Linked DNA regions of Mus musculus: region 2 is linked to region 1. Evidence: chromatin contacts called from ENCODE Hi-C or POLR2A ChIA-PET data. All regions are on one chromosome and are shown on one strand. The core of a region is the stretch at or near the end of the contact, and the rest is flanking DNA. Distances in the headings are between cores, read along the strand shown.

Region 1 (4,440 bases), core at 1,791-4,290:
GTCTGTATGGCCAGGGCACATCTGGCTCGCCCAGACTTTTATGTTTATCTTAGTCATTCTCCCTAGACCCTTTTCATGAGTGCTGTTTCTCTGTCAGCAGAACCTATCTTTATGGAAGAGGTCACATGTACTTTGAAAAGACTTTCAATGTAAGCATATCTTAAGTTTCACTGTACACAGAGGAGTGACTTAATTATTATCAGAAAACTCTTTTCCAAAATTGTGCTCTGGTTAAATATGTCTGAAGTAAACTGCCCTGTGTCAGACTCCTGAAGTTTAAACCAACACCAGTTCCCGAGGTGTAGTCAGTGGGGTTTCCTTCTTGCCTCAAGCGATTGATGCTTTGCTGGCTAAGGTGTTTTTAGAGACACCCACTCCCCCTCCACATACACATACGTAGATTTTTAGGTTTTTTTGTTCGTTTGCTTGCTTGTTTTGTTTTTTGAGACAGAATCTCATGTGCCTAGGAGTGCAAAGAGGCCAGTATATAATAAACCTCTGCCTGGCCTGGAGCTCCCTATGTAGCCCAGCCTGTCTTCAAATTTACAACTGCCTATTTCTACCTCCTGAAGGATGGGATAAAGACATGTGCCACCATACCTGGATTAATAAGGTTTTTTTCAAGATTTATTTATTATTATACATAAGTACACTGTAGCTGACTTCAGACGCACCAGAAGAGGGCGTCAGATCTCATTACCGGTGGTTGTGAGCCACCATGTGGTTGCTGGGATTTGAACTCAGGACCTTTGGAAGGGCAGTCAGTGCTCTTACCTGCTGAGCCATCTTGTTAGCCCCGATCAATAAGGTTTATATCGACATTTTAGACCTAATTAAAACAATTTTTAAAAATAGCCACTGTTTGTGTACTCAAGTCCTCAACACAGTATGAGTTATATATGAAATGAATCTCTGGTCTTTCATATGGATATTTAAAAATTAAAGCAAATTCACTGGAGCTGGAGATGTTGCTTAGTGGTAGAACACCTGCCTAGAACACACATAGCCTTGTGTCTAATCCTCTCAAAACACAACTAAAGTAAAAACTTAAGGGTTCTTTGGAAAGTCAGCTGGGTGGTGCTTTGCTGGAACAAACATGTGAAGGAATGTTTAGCTGAAGCAGACACAGGAGAGGGGATGTTTTACATAAACAAACACATGAAAAGACACACGATAAAAGATTATTTACTAACAATACACATACATTGGTCTGCCTTATATTATATAGTTGAGCTACATTTGTCGGAATGCCATAGAGAGAAAGGTACCAAAAAACTTTTAGTGGTGTACTATAGTTTGTGAGCTGATTGGGTGTGTGTGCTGAGGCAAGAGCTGTGCTCTAGGTGAGACACATGGAGGACACGTGATGTTTGGAGGGCATAAACAGGACTCCAGAGACAGAGCCTGACTTGCTGATGCAGCTAGCTATACAGAACAACCTCTCCCCAAACCTCAAATCCACATCTTTTATGGAGCCACAGTTCCAAACACATCTCCTTAAAAAAAGATGGAGGCATTTGGCTGCCTTGCATGCCTCCTCACCAGTGACATAGCTGTGCTTAAACACACTGCAGTTCATAGTCTATTATACCATTTTCCTTTATTTTAATTTTTTTTTTTTTTTTTTTTGGTTTTTCAAGACAAGGTTTCTCTGTGTAATCCAGGCTGGCCTCACACTCAGAGAATGCCTCTGCCTCCCAAGTTCAGGGATTAAAACCCAGTATGCTATTTTTATTTATTTATTTTGGTCTTTTTGAGACAGGGTTTCTCTGTATAGCCCTGGCTGTCCTGGAACTCACCTTGTAGACCAGGCTGGCCTCGAACTCAGAAAACTGCCTGCCTCTGCCTCCTGAGTGCAGGGATTAAAGGTGTGTGCCACTATGCCCGGGTTTTTATTTTAAATTACAATTAGCTTATACTAATTTTTCCAATTGGGAGCTAATTTACATATTGCAAAACTGTCTTTTAGTGTATACAATTCACTGTGCTTTGGTAAAGGACAAAGCCGTGTAGTTATCACCAGTGGCTGCTCATAGGCATTTTCATCATCTGAAAACAGACTTTGTACCCATTATGTCATTTCCTATTCTTCCCTCCTTCAGTCCTTGACAACTGGATTTTTGTATGGATTTGCTTAATTTAGCAGTAAATAAGATTGTCCAGTTGTCTTTCATGTCTGGCTTCATTCGTTTCACGCATTTTTTTTCTTTTTTTCTTTTTAATTATGTAGGCCTGTCTGTGCACATGAGTACATTGCTGGTGGAAGCTTTCAATTTCTGAGGTTGGAGTTACAGGAGGTTGTAAGTCGCCTAAAGCGAGTGCTGGAAACTGAACTTTGGTCCGCTACAGGAATAGTATACATTCTTAACCATTGAATCTGTCCAGCCCTCATTTAGCACATTTTAAAGGTTCACCTATATTATAGTATCATGCTACACGCTTATTATAGCTGAATATAAGTAAGGGTTTTTTTTTGGGTAATTATGTAGATAAGTATTTACTAATGCGATTCCACTTTAAGAATGAAAATAAGGCTTTGAAAAATAGTGGTTATAGAAATGGAGACCAGACTACTGATAATGGCTAGAAAGACAACGTACGGGTATACACAAAGGAATTAATGCAAGCAAAGAGATCATGTCCTCATGAAGTAGCTACATTTGGGGGGCGTGGGGAAAAGATTATAGAGCTTAGAACTGAGTAGTAGGCACTGCTCATTTAATTGCAAGCTGTAGAATGAGATACAGCCATCGAAGAATTAAGGTGGCATTCTTACGGAGTTACAGTTAGGTATCTCCAGCCAGCGATCGTTCCTTTGAGTGCGCATTTGCACATCGGAGTGAAGAAGGAAACAACAAAAACACAGTGACTCTAAAGGAAACTGAGTGGATTTGGCTGTGGTGGAAGTAGTGGATGTGTGTGGCAGAGCAAACGAGAGAACTGTTTATATCGACTAGTGGAGGAACCCGGCATCGCGTTCCGTGGCTGCCTTTGCCAGCTTTTATGGCCCTTCTCGGCCCCCGTAGCGGACCGGAGCTCAGCCGCTGGGCGGCAGGCCCTCCTTAGCCATGGCGGGCGATCTGGAGGGTGGCAAGTCCCTGAGCGGGCTGCTGAGCGGCCTAGCGCAGAACGCCTTTCACGGACACTCGGGTGTCACGGAGGAGCTGCTGCACAGCCAACTCTATCCGGAAGTGCCACCGGAGGAGTTCCGCCCCTTCCTGGCGAAGATGAGAGGACTTCTCAAGGTACGGTGGTTCCGCCGAGCAGCCCTGCCCTCCTCGCAGCCTCAGGCCCGCCCCCAGCCTCGGGTGCTGCTGTCTTTGGGCGCTCAGCGACCCTCCTGAGCCGTGGAGGTCGCTCTGTTGCGCCCTTGTTTTAGGGACACATAACGGTGAAAACATTGATTTTTTTTTCTCTCCCTCAAGACTTTCTGTGTCTGTAGTATAGATAAGTTTCGAGTTTTTTTCGCCTCGGACTTTGATGTTGCACCGGGCGTTGTAGTGCACTCCTTTAATCTGTGCACTTGGAGAGGCAGAGGCTGGCAGAGAGTTGTGTGAGTTCGAGGCCAGCCTGTTGCACAGAGTTCCAGGGCAGTCAGGGCAATGTGGTGAGACCCTTGTTTAAAGAGAGCGAGAGCGTGCTTGCCAGCTTTCCTGGGTTGTGGAAGTTGGGGAGCGTTAGCATGAGGTGGTTGGTGAGATAAAGGATTGATTAACTGGAGTAAACACCATTAAAGCAGTCGACTCTATGATTTCCAAATGGAACGAAGTATACATCAGACTGTCTCATGAAAACTATTAGAGGGCAACATAACAGGTGAAATTAACTAAAAAGATTTATTTTTATTTTATGTGTATGGGTGCGGTGCCTGCATGTGCACTGGTGGTTGGAACGGTTATAGGCCACCACATGGGTGCTGGAAACCCGGGTCTTCCTCAAGAGCATTATTAGGGCTCTTCTAAGCAGTCTCTCCAGTCCCCCATTCCACCTGGGGTTTGAGATAGGATCTCTTGTAGCCCAGACTAGCCTTGAACTCACGTGTAGTTGATCCACCTTCCACTTCCCAAGTGTTAGAATTTCAAGCAGCTACCACCATCTCCTGCTGTGACCTCTGTGTGTGTGGGTGGCATGGGGTGGGGTACCTTGCACTATCTCACTCTGTGTGGGGGGTGGCGTGTGGGGGGATACCTTGCACTATCACTCTCTACCTATCTTTCCAGACAGAGTCTCTCTCTCACTGTACCTGGAATCCAGTCTCACTGACTGGCTAGAGCAGCCAAGAACTCAAGAGATCTGCTTGTATTTGCTCTCCCAGAGCTTGGGTTACAGAAATAGGGGACCATGCCCAGCCTTTTCATGGGTGCTGGAGAATCAGAACCAGGCCCTAATTGAGCTATCTGCCCAGCTGGCAGCTGGTTCCTGTGACTTTTTTTTTTTTTT
Region 2 (4,030 bases), core at 972-3,471, 520 kb before region 1:
ATGTACGTAGAAGCCGTCTTATTCCTGGGGTCCACATGATGGAAGCAGAGAACTGACTCTGGGACGCTGTCCTCTGTCCTCCACACCTCAACTGTGGACTGTGGATGAGTGTGAACAAACTCACAATAATAGACGAAACAAAGAATCTAAAAGCGCCTGGCGTGGTGGCGCACGCCTTTAATCCCAGCACTCAGGAGGCAGAGGCAGGCAGATTTCTGAGTTTGAGGCCGGCTTGGTCTACAGAGTGAGTTCCAGGTCAGCCAGGACTACACAGAGAAACCCTGTCTTGAAAAACCAAAAAAAAAAAAAAACTAAAAGCACAATTATCAAGCCCATGTTTTGGAGAAGGACACAAATTCAGTCTGTTTACACCAAACAATTACAGTTTAAGGGTACACCCCTCTGCCTCCCACCAGCACCCAGTGAGCCTCGTGTGACTCCACTTTTCATGTCCTGAAATCATGGCTTCCTTCCCACTGCAGCCCACTGTCCAGGTCATCTCTCTTCCATCTGTGGCTGGACTTCTTCCCCTTTGATCAGCTGTCTTCAGACTCACTGCCAGGCAAGGATTTTCTTTTTCCATTGTTTTATCATTTCTTGAAAATTAAAGAAAGCTTCAATTAACTTTGGACATCTGAAATTGCTTAAATGTCTCAATTATTGTTATGGTCTATAAATGCCCCCCCCAGGGGGTGTGGGAACACCATGGTTTTGTTCACTAGCTATTGACCCAGTACTTTTTCTAGGACAGTTTCTTTCGGGGCCACCTTCCCCACTCTTTTACTTTTTCCATTGTTTCTTTCCCATTTTTGCAATGTCTTATTGGAGGTCATTTTTAAATCGCAGATCTGAAGAGTGCTTCAGGGTCCATTGGTCTCCTAGACTCACAATCGAGTTACATTCCAGTAAATTTATTTCTACTGGGAGTAGTTCTTGTATATTTTGGTATTTATACATTTTAGTGATTGTAGCAGCTTCTACCCTCAGAAGTCTTATTTTCTGTCAGGTTCAAATGAACATATCTAAATCTTATCATGAAATGTTTTATCAGGAGCAAACAGAAGAACTGGATGAAAAGTAGGCACACAAAGTACACGCCAATCATCGCTAGAGTCTTGCCTTCTGTCAGCTGTGCCTTTGGTATGATCAGTTGAACTAACAATGCCGTTTGATTTGGGGGGGGGGGTCACAGCATTGCTTCAGCAGTTTGAATGATGTAACTTCTCGAAGAACACATCGAAATGCAATAGCTCCAATAAACACCATAGCCCTTTCAGCTTGTTTTGCTGATAAGCAGACCACTGAATGGCAAGTGCACAGAGCAGCCAGGTCCTTCCCCATCTCCCATTGAACTACCTATTTTATTTGTTAAAATAATCTCCTAAGAAACACTTTCCAGATGGTGGCTTCAGTTTTTGCTAGAAGGTGAAAAACGATGGAAAGAATTAATAAACCCTTATTGTAACTGTATCCACAATCCCAGGCACTTGCAAGCACGATCTTTTGTCTCTAGAGGATCACTGCATGGAAAAAAAAAAAGCATTCTTTCAGTAAACCCTCGCGGGCCTCTGCTTAGGGACCTGCGCAGCTCCCATCCCAAGGGCCTCAGAAAATGGACAACCCGCTCTGGTACGAGCCCTGGGCGGAGTCTCGGTCGTTCGTAGAAAGCCCTGGCCAGAAGCCTCGCTGGGCAGCAGGAGCCAGCGGCAAGAACAAGGCGAACCAGGGGTTACAAAGCGGAGGGCTAGGGCCAGGGCGGAGCCTTAGGACCGGGGGGCGGGGCGAAGTCGGGGAGGAGCCTAGCAGAAGACAGCGCCAGGAGGCATAGGGCGGGGTCTTAGGGCAGAGAGGCGGGGCGAAGTCGGGGGTGGGGTGGGGGAGAAGCCTGCAGAGGGCGGCGCCCAGAGGTGTGGCATATTGGGGGCGTAACCGGGCTTGGGGCAGAGTCGATGTGGGGTGGAGCTGGCTGCGGGGAGCGGACAGCGGGGGGCGGGGCAGGCTGTGGCCGGGGCGGCCCGGGGCGGGGACTTCTGGCACTTTCTGGGAGCTGCGGGCGATCGGCTCACAGACCTTCTGGCCGGAAACCCGCGCGCTCCCGCTACCAGGGCCGTCGTCGTCAGCGCCGCCATGGCCAAGTGGGGCCAGGGGGACCCGCGCTGGATCGTGGAGGAGCGGGAGGACGGGACCAACGTGAACAACTGGCACTGGTGCGGTGGGCCCCGGGCGCGAGCAGGCGGGCGGGCTCCTGGGAGGGCCGCGCGGCGCCGCAGCACGGCTGCCCGTGGCGGGAGACGGTTCCTAACTGCGCTGGTCCTACGGCTTCAGGCTCCTCCTGAAGTTGGGCGAGCTCCAGAAGGGACTTCTGTCTCACCCTACCGGACAGCTGTGCCTCGGTCGCCCCTCACCCAGCCATCCTCGGCCTTGAGATGCGTAGTGCGCGTGCGTGCGCCGACGGTGCTGTGTCCGTGTGCAGTAGGAAGGCAGGGACTTGGATCTCACTTTCTTTGCTTTGTCTCAGTTTGCACTAGTTATCTGCCCCCCTTTGTGTCTCAGGAATACCGGGAGATGTCTGCCTCTTTGGCGGGCATTGGGGAAAGCTGAGGGAAGCAGAGCCCAGACTGCACCATAAGATGACTTAGCTGTCCTGAAAGAATTATGTTCTAGGCTGGATTCTATGATTAGGACACTGACGTCTCAGGCTGCTCTTTGTCCCCTTAGATGAGAACATTAGAGAGAATGCATAAGATAAATATGGAAATGCCAGATAACTGATATTGTGGTTAAGGCTATTTAAATGACTACCACCGTTACAGGTGGCCGCAGCTTAGCCAATCCATTTCCTGGGGTGGAGATTGCTGGACCCTTTTCCCCGGGGCCATTGTTTTTAAGATTACCCATTATTATATGGTGAATAATAGTGTCTTAAGAAACTGAGCAACAGGCTTAGAAGATACCTAGTAGAAACCTCGTCAGAGAAGCACATTTGCGAGTTGGAGGCTGCTTGAATACCAGGACTCACCTGGTCTGGGTTTGGATGGCATCCTGGCTGCTCAGATGGAGACCAGCTGGGCCATTCACCTGTCTTTCTATTCTCTGGCAGGACAGAGCGGGATGCCACCATTTGGTCCAAGGGGAAGCTCCGAGAGCTCCTGGTTGGCATTGCTATGGAGAATGAGGCTGGCCGATGTGAGATCAGTGAGTTGAAACAGGTGGAAGGTGAGGCTTCATGTAACAGCCGCAAAGGGAAGCTTATTTTCTTCTATGAGTGGAACATCAAGCTGGCCTGGAAAGGTAATGGGGGTCCTGGCAAGAGGCAGGTTGGGGACACCCTGTGTACAGTCTTAACGTTTAGTAGCAGTAGCTGATGTTCGGATGTGCTTGGTGTTGCTATGTTCTGAAAGCTGCACTTCACTACTCTAGATGCCTGAGGGGCAGTTCTTTCTCAGTTAAGCCCTTTTACCAGCATCTGTGACTAGGGCCTTAATGCAGCTGCCACCTGCCACCCTTCCTCCACAGATGCCTGCTTCCCTTAAAAATGTTTAATTATTTCAAAACTTAAAAAATTATTTCTGTGTGTGTGCGCACATACTTGGGTGTCGTAGCACGTGTAGAAGGCAGAGTTGGTTGGTAGCAAGTGCTTTTGCCTCTTGCTAGCTTATCTTTGTTGTCTTAATTCTATTATGTGTGTGGGCATGTGTGCCATGGTGGGCATGTGAGGTGCAAGGACACAGGAATTTAATTCAAGTCACTAGGCCCCAGCAGTAAGTTCCTTATCCATTGAGCCATCTTGTCAGCCCTCCCTTGGGGACTTTATCCTAAGATTGGGTTCTTTGGACAATCCATATAGATAGAATCCTGTCATACATAAAACTCTCTGCTTTCATTCCACCTTGTACCATGTTTTAGTACTTTATGCTGTTTTTATGTGCATTGTGTGGACAGAGCACATTTTATCTCTTTACCTGTTGATGGACCTTTTTGTTCATAGTTGTCTTGACTTTACCAAGACACGTGGTACTTAGCTTATGGT

What was found. A loop is a pair of places that touch in the nucleus more often than their neighbours do. ChIA-PET counts read pairs that join two places held with the same protein, here RNA polymerase II (POLR2A).
Region 2: a loop to region 1 is called in a map of heart, with 3 times the contacts of the local background. The contact joins the promoter of 1700030C12Rik here to the promoter of Commd1 in region 1. A Hi-C loop is called at or near these places in 9 of 37 maps with a recorded cell type or tissue (gastrocnemius, heart, left cerebral cortex and 2 more). POLR2A ChIA-PET finds 5 or more read pairs at or near these places in 2 of 5 experiments (Patski and embryonic stem cell).

What each region holds. Positions count from the first base shown.
Region 1 is chr11:22,980,884-22,985,323 of GRCm38, reverse strand. It overlaps Commd1 (COMM domain containing 1), which reads left to right and starts at 3,040. Exons shown (of 3, transcript NM_144514.2): 1 at 3,040-3,245. The coding sequence starts at 3,069.
Region 2 is chr11:23,495,952-23,499,981 of GRCm38, reverse strand. 1700030C12Rik (RIKEN cDNA 1700030C12 gene) reads right to left here and starts at 2,221. Exons shown (of 3, transcript NR_166706.1): 1 at 2,071-2,221; 2 at 1,397-1,520; 3 at 319-596. Ahsa2 (AHA1, activator of heat shock protein ATPase 2) reads left to right here and starts at 1,943. Exons shown (of 9, transcript NM_172391.4): 1 at 1,943-2,207; 2 at 3,101-3,291. The coding sequence starts at 2,128.